2 separate regions of the Mus musculus genome follow, and region 1 is linked to region 2. The links are chromatin loops, found by intact Hi-C in ENCODE. Cell type or tissue: heart. All regions are shown on one strand. Each heading gives the region's core, and the rest is flanking DNA. Links, peaks and the distances in the headings are about the cores only.

The links. Hi-C counts contacts between places; a loop is a spot of excess contacts. Peaks named below come from ENCODE experiments on the same cell type or tissue, not always from the same donor. Only the 100,000 strongest peaks of a DNase experiment are listed, where the experiment ranks them.
Region 1: a loop joins it to region 2, with 2.7 times the contacts of the local background. A loop is called at or near these places in 2 of 42 quality-filtered maps.

Annotation. Positions count from the first base shown.
Region 1 is chrX:94,119,374-94,124,749 of GRCm38, reverse strand. It overlaps Zfx (zinc finger protein X-linked), which reads left to right and starts at 1,343. Exons shown (of 9, transcript NM_001044386.1): 1 at 1,343-1,682. In heart, for the core only: CTCF peaks have their summits at 1,341 and 2,225; DNase peaks (open chromatin) are centred at 1,479 and 2,179; H3K4me3 peaks cover 3,265 bases; H3K27ac peaks cover 2,767 bases; H3K27me3 peaks cover 1,383 bases.
Region 2 is chrX:94,231,887-94,237,262 of GRCm38, reverse strand. It overlaps Klhl15 (kelch-like 15), which reads right to left and starts at 2,333. Exons shown (of 3, transcript NM_001039061.1): 1 at 1,843-2,333. In heart, for the core only: CTCF peaks have their summits at 2,314 and 2,534; DNase peaks (open chromatin) are centred at 2,472 and 2,512; H3K4me3 peaks cover 2,564 bases; H3K27ac peaks cover 1,605 bases; H3K27me3 peaks cover 1,663 bases.

The DNA.
Region 1 (5,376 bases), core at 304-5,303, 110 kb after region 2:
TGGATTGTGGACATTACAGGTTTGAGTTATCATGCCTGTCTCCCTTTTAAAAACAATTTTATGATTGTAAGCTGATGAAACAATTTACATTCTTAGAATATGTTTAAAGACACCTCACCCCAGTTTGCAATTTGCTTTATCCTTTTTGTTCTTTAAAGATGTCTTAACTATGGGAAAACAGCTATCAACACTGTCTACCAATATGTCAAGCTGGGTGTCTGAGCACACGTCTGTGATCCCAGCACTTGGGAGGCCGAGGCAAGAAATTGGCTATATCCCGAAATATCCACTGTCTTATGTCCCCCAGTACACCACAAAAAGTTCTATCATGTTAGAGTCTACAGTAATGTACAAACTATATAGTTTAATGTTTTTCGGTGGTAGTGGCCCATGCCTTTAATCTTAGCGCTTGGGAGGCAGAGGCGGGTAGATCTCTTGAGTTCAGCCTTGTCTACAAAGTTAAGTTTCAGGACAGCTAGGACTACTCAGAGAAACCCTGTCTGGCAAAAAAAAAATGCCACATAGTGATCTGGATTGAGAAAAACACAAAACTCCTATTTTTAAGTTTATAAATATTTTGTTGAATCAGATACTTTCACTTCTTTATCTTCTTAAAGTTTAAGAGACTTAAGAATTTTATTTAAAAAAATCTCGATAATTGTAGAGTGTTATAGCATTATTACATACATAAAAGTTATGATCCATAGACTTCCAGTGTAACACACGTGTAGTTTCTATAGCACTAAAAATCTCTATTCTCTGCAGTGTGCTAAAGGCTTCAAAATGTACCTAACCCCCCCCCCCATAAAAAGAGACCAATTTGGCTTCCCGACAGAAAGCTTATTTATTAAAAAAAAAATTACCGGGTTTGGTTGTTATTCTAGGTACCCCCCCAACACTCTGCCTGCACCATTCAAATTGGCAAGGCCATTTTCATTTTGTTTCAAAGTTGTTTTTTTTTTTTTTTTTTTTTTTAAAGGGAAGGCAGGGGACGGCGAGGGTTGCTAAATTTATCTTCATCCCCAGGCACCGGGGATGAAAACACACACACACCGCACACACACACATTTACGGCGGGAGGGGGGTCTGCGGGCCTGCAAACAACTCGAGCCACCGCCTCAGGCCGGGACCCTCGCGGAGAGGCGGTAGGTGTCCCCGAAGGCCCCCGGGGGGTGGCCGCGGCCCACAAACATGGTGGGGGGTGGCCCGGGCCTCCCGCCTCTCGACGGTGTCGGTGGGCCACGGCCTCGTGCGGATTTTACAGCCGAGGCGGCGGCGGCGGCGCGTGTGTGGCGGCGGTGGCGGGCGGGAGCGCGGAGGTGGAAAGAAGGGGGGCGCTGTCACGGAAACTCGGGCCGCCGGAGACCCCGCCGCAGCGAGGCCACTGGGCTCCCCGGTTGCGGGGCGTGAAGGGCGCCAACCCGGGGCGTCAGCGGGACCCACCGGGCGGAGGAGGGGGCCCAGCTACCCTTCCGCATTTTCCTGGGTCTCTCTCCCCGGCGGTGACGTGACGTGCTGACGGCGGGCCCGTGCCGGGGAGCTGGGCCGCTTTTTGTCAGCTCCGAGCTCGGCCCCTCCTCCCTCCCTCCGCCCGCCCCACCAGCCGGAGCCCGGCCCAGTGCTCCAGAGAAAGGCCGGCCTGCAGCACCCGCCACCGTCGCCGACCGCCGCACGACCGTCCGGTGAGTCCGGGGCGCCACTGCGGCCGTAGGGCCTGGTGCGCGCGCGGCGGCCTGCTCTCGGCCTGCTCGGCGGCCCGCAAGGCGCCCTCCCGCGCTAGGCCGGGCGGCGTGGCGCGCGACGCCGAGCAGGCCCCGAGGAGGCCGCAGTTAGGCCCGGGGTGGCGCCCGGGCGCTCAGAACGGCGGTCGAGGCGCGTTCTGGAAACGGGCGGGGACCGGGGCAGTGCCGCCCGGCGGTTGGGGAGGCGGCTGAGGGGTCCCGGGTGGGCGACGTGGCCGACCCGGGGCACCGTGCGGGGGCGAGGCCTGGCGAGGAGGCTAAGGCTGCAGGCATGAGGTGAAGGCCGCAGGCCGGCCCGGCCGATTTTCGCTATGTAAATATCGGCGAGGGGGGGGGGAAGAGGGACGGGGGACAAGATGGCGGCCGGCCGGCGCCTGCTGCAGGCTACGACGGAGGGGGTTGCCGGGAGGGGGAGCCGCCATTTTGAAGGCGGCGTCTGAGGAGAAAATTCCGCTACAGCCCGTGAGGGGGGGTGTGAGAGCGGGCCGCGGCGGCGCTAGCTACGGGGACCGGAGCCCGGGCGCGGCGTCGAGTGTGCGCGCAGGGGCGTGTTCGCTCCCCATGGCGGCCATTGCCCTCGTCGCCATGATGAGCACTTGGATCCCAGGCGCTTGGCGGCAGCGCCACCTTCCTGCCCAGCCTCCCACAGCCCCGTGACTGGCTGCTGTTTCCGCTGTGTTTCAGTTGAGCTGCCGCAGGCGGCCATCGCGGCCGTCTTGGCGCTGGAGCCACCTCATCTGTATGGCCCCGGGGCTCCGAGCCTTTTCCCGGCGCTTTGCTGCCGCTTCAGGGTGATCTGCCGCGGTGGCAGTAGTGGAGCCGGAGACATTTTCTTAGGACTTTATTTTCTCAGAGGTAGATAGACGTGGCCGTTAGGGTGACCCTGGTGCGGTGCTTCTCCGCCAATCGTTGCTTTCACGACTCTGTGAATAAAGAAAGAAAAGTGATGGGAAAGTTCTCACCACTCTTTTGACCAATAGGGGGAAAAAGGCATCCTACGAAAGCGGAAGACTAGCATATCGGAGGGAAGTTTTTGTGTTCCTTTCTGTGGAAACAAGTTTCTTGGGAGGCTGCGTTTGAATTTTGGTATATATATTTATTTATTTAACTGAGGAAAATTAAAGGGCAGAAAGTTATTTTCTTATCCAACGATGTAATGTGACGTATTAGCTAGCTTTCGTTGATTCGCTGTGGTAGCCCGTTTGTGAGGTTTTTAGAGTGGAATCGCACCCCATGAAATTTCTTTCGATCTCACCCGGTACAACTTTGCTGGTAACCTCGGCGTCCCATGCCGGCTGTGCTAGGTGCTGAGAAAGAGTAAGGAGGGTTCTTGTAAGTGGTGGCTGTGGGAGGCTTGTTGTTCAGAAGTAGAAGAGCAAATGTTGAACTGTAAGAAGTGCCGCGCGAAGGCTACATCCGAGTTAAAGTGGGTTTCAGAGCAGACATGGTTTCTGTTTGAAGCATCAGGAAGGAGTTCCTGAAATAGGTGGCATTTTGAGGTTACAAGCCTGATGGCCCAGACAGGCAAAGGGCGTTTCAAGGGTGAAGTTTCTTTAGAGAACAGCAAGTATTTACTGTTTGTCTGAAATGGATAGTATAGGTAGAGGCTTGCAAAGGTGGGTTGCAGCGCGAATGGCAAGGGCTTCTGCTCCGTGGGAAGCAAGTGCGGGAGCTCTCCGACTCCCGGATGACGACACCCGGATCTGTGCTTGATAGCTATCAGCTCGGTTGGGCTAGGACAAGTTTGAGAGAAGTAGGTTGTGTGGTAGGCTGACCAGTGTTTTTATAGTGATGATAATTACAAAGAGTGGTCAGAAGCCAGATTTTATTACCCTTTTAAAATGCTTTATTGCAGTTTTGAATGATCCATTTTTGTTAGACAGCTGGTCCTTTTTCTATATTCACTGTAAATAACGTTTTACTCAGAGTTGTTATTTCTGTAGTAAACAGAGTTTCCTATGATTTCATTTCCCATTGTTGAAAATGAATCCTGGTGCTCCTCGAAGAAGATGAGAAATGAACTTTCCTACAAGTGTTCCCATGATGTTTTTAGGAAGTCAGTTTTGAAAATGAGTTTGGAAGGATGGTTATTAAAAAGCAGTGGCCTTCAGTTGCCCTTTGCAATCTGTTTTGCTCCCTGCTGAGAGTTTTGTTTGAGAGGCTAACTAAGGTTATTTGCTAAGCAAGCCTTCCTGCATGTTTTGATTAATATTTGACTTTTCTAGATGCTTATGTGGGAAATGTGTCTCACAGTTAGATAGTTCTTCACTCTCGGTGTCTTCACTTTTATAGACAGCAACAGGTTGGAAATCTTGCTCCTAGAGAGTGGTTTTCCTAGAGGCCACGGCAAGCTTTAATTAAAGAAATTCTCTTAAGCTGGACAGTGGCGGCACATGCCTTTCACCCCAGCATTCAGAGGCAGATTTTTGTGAGTTTGAGGTCATCCTACATACTGTGATCAAGTCTCAAAAATTAAAAAGAAAATCACATTTAAAAGTTCTCTTTAAAAAGACTTTTAAAGTTCAGTTCTTGGGTGTCGGGGTGGGTGGGGCTGAGAGCAATCAGTGCAGAAGAGACAGTGTGAAAGTCTTCAGTTTAATTAGTGCAGAAAGCTAGATAGTGGACATTCAGGATTAAGATGAAATAAGAGTCAGGTTGTATAATTAGGAAGATTGGTAAGTGTGTATAGTTTCCACCAGGAATGGTTATATACAAAATTCTTTTTACCTTAAAGATCACAGACCCTGATAGTCTGGAGAACTGACTGGTGGAACACTATTGCCAACTTGTCAGTCTTGGGTAAACAAGATACTAGTTTTTGATTTATGTCCACTTTCTTAGGTAGATGGTGATATCTTTCTTTTTTTGCAATTTCCTTTTTTCAAAAAACATGCTCATAGATTGTTTCAAAGAGATTTCCCATCCATTGCTTAAAAATGTTTATAGTCTCCCAACATTGTTACTGATAATGTGTTAATTATGCCTATCACAGTGTCAGTTCATTTTTAAGATGAAAAAAACAATTAACAGGCTCCTGAAATCCTTTACCCTCATCAAAGATAATAATTTTTGTTTGTTTTGAGACCCAATCACATTAAGAAGCCTGGCTGGCTTCAGTCTCCAAATCCTCCTGCCTCAGCCTCCTGAGGCATGTGATTCAGCACAACTGGCTTGGATTCCTTGTTTTGTTTTGACTTGACCTAACTGAAAGTCTAACCAGTTATCTGGTTGTCAGTGTCTCTTCCTATTCTTGATTTTTTTTTTCTGTGTAGGCTTTTTGCTTTGCTTTTTGTCTCTATGTAAGGATCGCCCTACCTCTATCTAGTCTTGCTGTCTGCCCAAACGTTGGCCTGCCTCCTTTGGGATGGAGCTTTGTCAATTCCTTTTGGTTGGTTTGAGACAGAGTTCTTCTCTGTATGTAGTTCTGGCTGTCCTGGAACTCATTGTGATAGTCCAGGCTGACCTCACCTCTGAGTGCAGGGATTAACCTTGCCTAATTTGGTCTCCTGCAACTTTGCTGGTTCCTTTCCCTATCCTTACAAGTGTTCTTTGATTTGCTCGTTGTACAGAAACCTCCCCAGTCTTCTGTTTGCTTTAACTTTCCACTTCACCTTTTACTAAATCTAGTAATTGC
Region 2 (5,376 bases), core at 129-5,128:
ACAGAGCTAAAATCAGGGGGAAACTGTTAAAGGAACTAAAATATAACATCTTTTCCTTTCTCCCATCTCTCTTGACTTGTCATGATATGTTTCTACTTGTTGGTATATGTTGTCCTAAATAAAGAAAAATAAAAATTTTCAATTCTTAGCACAAATTCTACCATTATTTATATTGTGCGATGCTGGTTTACACACATCATTAAACCAAGTCTAAAGCCTGGCTTCTGAACATCCATGAAGCCAGTCAAGTCAGCCTTGGCTCCATGATAACCCACAGCAAGGCAGAGAGGTCAAACTCAGAAATGCTCAGTAAAGTAGTGATCTGTGAAAATTATCTTCAGAACAAGGGATAAAGCCAAAATATAAAAGCAGTCACTTTAAAGCTGGCTGTTCCTTTTCCAACCTAATCTGTCTTTTTAAAAAATACACAAGCATACTGTGAAAGACCACTGGCATCAGACCAGGGAATTAAAATTTTAACATCTACTCAGAAAAAAAAAGAAGACTAAAAATAATATACTCCAAAATGCTCCTTTCGCTTTTAATTGACTATTATAAGCCAAAACATTCTACAGTTTTGAAACTCTAGAAAGTAAATTCTATTTTCGAGCCACAAATATTTACTATCTTATTTCTTGCCAATTAACAGGTAGTAAAGAGTATTAACATCCTTTACCACTGATGAAATGGGACTCAAAGCACCTACTAAGTGCTGTGATTAAAAACAAGAACTGAATTCCTCAAATATTGCATGAAGTGCTAACAAGTTGAAATTCCCTGTACATTGCTGGATCTACTGAGCATTAGAGAAACATGGATGCATGTGTAAGCTCTTGAAAAACCATTTTCAAATGATTAGAAGTATTCAGTCATCCTGTTCTGTAGATACGAAAAGCAAACACTGAAATTAAAAAACACACACGCTTTTAAAATGACAACAGTAAATCAGATTGACAAAGGAAGTGAACCTCTTAAAAATAAAAAAGACTAAATAAATATAAGGTGTTAAATATTCTGAATAAGAAAGGGGGCTGAGAGGCCTAGAAAGATGAAAAGCCCTACAGTAACATTAAATTTGAATTAAAGGATACCGTTATTTAAATAAGCAGTTGGCATTTTGTAGAGGGAAGGCCAACGAACACTGACTATTAAACAGCTATCCATCACTGCGCTGTTCTGCTAGTCCTTATTTACTTATAATATAGAAATGAAGAGGCAGCAACAGTTAGCCACATTAACCACTCAAGCAAAGGTTACCTAAAGAAAATGACCTTACATTTTCCTACACCACTATACAGCTATAGATTATTTTCACATATATGACCTCATATAGTCCTCACTACCTCTCTGATGTGGCTATTATCGACTACACCGCATAGATAAGAAACTGAGGCTCCGTCCGAGATCTCCTCAGTGCGAGATTTTCTCAGTCGCCCAGTCGGACCCAGACATTCTGATTATGCCGCACGCATTATGCCGCACATTTCGCATAGTTCTATTTAAGGCACAAACAGGATTTTTAAAGGGAAGGAACCGGTTAAGGGGGAAATAATCATGGTACCTGCAGCTCTATGCTGCAAAAAATGGCTGAATTATGCTTCTTCCTTTTTTTCTCCTCTCTCTCTCTCTCTCTCTCTCTCTCTCTCTCTCTCTCCCCCCTCCCACCAGAAAAAAATTTACATTTCAAACAATTTAAGTAAACTCAAAAGACAAATTAGCTCCCAGCATCTACAAAATGTTTGAGTGCGGCCAGTGCGGTGAGGGCCACGGAACCCGTGCCTTCCTCGGGGCCGCGAGCAAAGCCTGGGCTCCGCAGGCCGGCGGCCAGGGGCGGCTACGCACCTCGGGGGTCCTGTCCAGCCTCTAGTGGACGGCAGTCTGCATCAGGAAGAAGTGGGCCAGTGGCCGAACGGTGGGAGGGTCGGGCGCCGGGATGGACCGCGATAGCTCCTCGAACCTCTACAAGGGGCCGCTCCCTGGCCGGGCCGGAGCGCTCCGGCGCCGGGCGAGCTCGCAAGCCCGAGGCCCCCCGAGAAACAGTCCTGGGAAAGAAGACAGCGGTTGAGTGGCGAGTCCAAACAGTTGGGCTAGGCGTGACGCGCGCGGCGTCGGGGCCGGGGCCCAGCCTCGCCAATACCGGGGGATGTCGCGGCACTGCACGGGGCTCGGCTGGAGAGGCGACTCAGGACCACCAACTGGGGGACAGCTGAGGGGGCCGAGGGCAACAGAAACGCCAGCGGGAACCACATACACGACGGCGTCTCCGGGTTTCTGCCCCCAAAGCGCGCGGAGCCTCGGGATCACCCACGCCGGGGGTGGAGGAAAGCGGGAAAGGGGCGGGAAAGGGGCGGGGCGTGAGAGGGCCACGAGCCAGGGGCCGCTCCGGGCCTCGCGCCCCCTGCGGGCCGAGGGAGCCGCCCGGGGCCCGCCCAGGGGGGCGGGGCCCACGGGCTAGGGGCCCGGGCCAGGGTCTCGAGGACGCAGAGCCGAGCCTGTCCCCGAGAGAGGGCGGGGACTGGAAGCCGTGGGTTAGGGAGCAGGCCTGGGAGGCCCCCTTAGCCCCTGAAGGCGCCCCGTGGGGGCCGGCGCGCCGCCTGGCGGGTGTTTACCTTCCCCCTGGTTGAACGCCAATGCCGCCATCTTTCAGCCCAGGCGCGTCACTTCCGGCGCCACGGAACGGGAGCCGGTGTGGGAACCGGGTAGAGGGAGGGTTGTCCCACGCCAGCTGCGCGCCTTGCCCCAGAGGCGGGCCTGCTACTGTAGTGGGGTTGGGGGGTGACGCGGCGGGGCCGGGGCCAGAGAGAAAGGAGGTAGAGGGGCTCTGCAGGAGGGATCCGCTGAGGTTGACCCTCAGAGCCCTGCCGTCGAGGCTGGAGAGACTCGGCCGTGCACTTCCACCCCTGCAGCAGGGTCACTCCGCCTGGCCCGGAGGTGGGCCCCGTGGCGCTGCAGCGAACACACAGTGCGCAAGTTGAGGGCTAGGAAACCTGGAAAATTCCATTTTTGCATCTTGCACACCGTCGGATGAGGGGAGTTTTGCCAATGGTACCTGTTATAAAAGTGACTAGGTGGACGCCAAATGGCAATCATTTTTTATAAGGCAATTTGCAATGAATCATTGCGTCACGGTTCCACTTAGCTTATCGCATGCAAATTACATGTTTCACATGCAAATTTCCCAGAGATGGAAAGAGTCATCGAAAATGGCATTATCTTCACCAAAGGTAGAAAAGTACGAGCTAAAAAAGCGGGTTTGTTTTGCATCAAAATAGGCAAGAAGGAATATACAGAAGGCACCAATTTCAGTTGTTCCTTGAGGAGGGGTCTGTTTGTTTTACAAATCTGCTCTAGAATTCTAGGTCATGGCTTTTAAATACTACCCTTACTTGATTTAAGAAAATGGAAATACACTGTAAGACTTTTGTAAATTTATTATATATCTCTGTAAGAGAGCTGTAGATGACAAATACACAGTTGAAGCCACTGGTTCTACGACCAGTTAAAAATTAAGACAACCGTTAACCATTTCTGATCTTAACAGATCTCTTTGCTTCCCCTGTCTCTAGCTCCACCACCGAAGCCCATCCCCCACCCCCACATCGCCACTTCTCTCTAAATGAATATCCTGATGAACTTTTCAAGAGACTGTGACTAAAAGTGATCAGTATCTCTTTCTAACAAACTTGATTAACATGCCACATTTCCCAAGAGGCCAAAGTAGCACATCGTGTACTGTTTTGCTGAAGTACACTACTTCATTGTAAAAATAATTATTATTTTGAAAATAGGAAATAATCTCTTTTCTGACTTAAACACTGAAAGTTCAAAACTTGTCTCACCTATTCTGTTTTTTCCAGTAGCCCCTTTAATGCCTTTATTTGTGTTGGTTATTTTTAAATCCTAGCTGGTTGGGTGGGTGAGCTGGCTCAGCAGGTAAGGGTGCTTGCCACAAGAGTTCTAGCCTCAGGATCCACAGAGTGGAAGAGAGAACTCTCTTCACTCACAAGTTGTTCTCTGACCTTGACATGTGTCATGCCTGCACACATACACACTTAAACAAAAGATAGTAAACAAAAGATAGTAACAAGATCTTAAATTCTAGTTTGCTATCTTTGTATATTACTGCTTGATTACCCCAGAATGTATTACCTTAAAACAACACATTTAAAACTTAAACTATAAAATTAACTTTCAATTGCACACATTCAATGTCTGAATTTTATGTTTTATATGTCATAAATAGCTAAAAGAGTTGAATTTTTTTACATTAACTAACAGACATGCATTTTAAGCTATACATTACCATAAGTGAGTGATCTGTCTAGAGGTTTCTTTCTGTTTCTGACTTGGAAAACAGACGTGTTTGTCTGGTGTAATAGGTATGTATAACAGTGAGTGGTGTCACAACGTATTCTGATCAGTATACACATTCTCTGGCGTCATGTGATCTCATCTGGCATTTTCTTCTGTTGCTCTGCCCAAAATCTTTTCAAAACGACTTTCCTGTTTCTGAAAGTGAAGGGTTTGTTTGTTTGTTTGTTTGTTTGTGGGTTTTTTGGTTTGGTTTTTTGTTGTTGTTGTTTTTTGTTTTTTGGGGTTTTTTTTTTTTTGCCAATATGTATGAGTGTTTGGCTGCTTGTGTGTATGTGCACCTGCTGTGTGCCTGGTGTCCATCGAAGTTAGAAGGTATCATATCCCCTGGAACTGAAGTTACATGGAGCCACCATGTGGACACTAAGACTAAGCCTCTGCATGAACAGCATATACTCTTAACCACTGAGCATCGCTCCACCTTCCTATACTGTGTCTTTCCACCCATCTATATATGTTTACTATATAGAACCCCCCCAAAGCTATCCTTAACAAATGATGCTGAGCCAGGATAGGTGCTTGCCACACAATCCCCCAGAACCCACATAAAAGTGGAAGATGAGAATCGACTCTACAAGGTTGTCCTCCGACTTCTACGTGTATGCTGAGGCATACCCATCATATACATACACATCATATACATACACATCATATACATACACATCATATACATACACACTGATTTAATTCTAAAAATAAATGTAGATGATGCCACTTTCACTTCTCTCCCTAGGGATGAAAGCTAAGCCCTCGCTGTTTTTTCAAGTACTGTATTATATATAGGATGGTCTAACATTTTAATACCCAGGAAAATAAAACCCCTTTATCTAAATAAACTGACACCTGCTGCAGTAATTCCTGTTTTCACTTGCAGCAGGCATCGCTTAACAACAGTGATATATTCTGAGAAATGAATAAGCAAGTGATTTTACTGTTAGGCAAACCTAGACAGACACCTAATATGGCGCACATGTTTAATCCCAGTGAGGCAGAAGCAGAGACAGG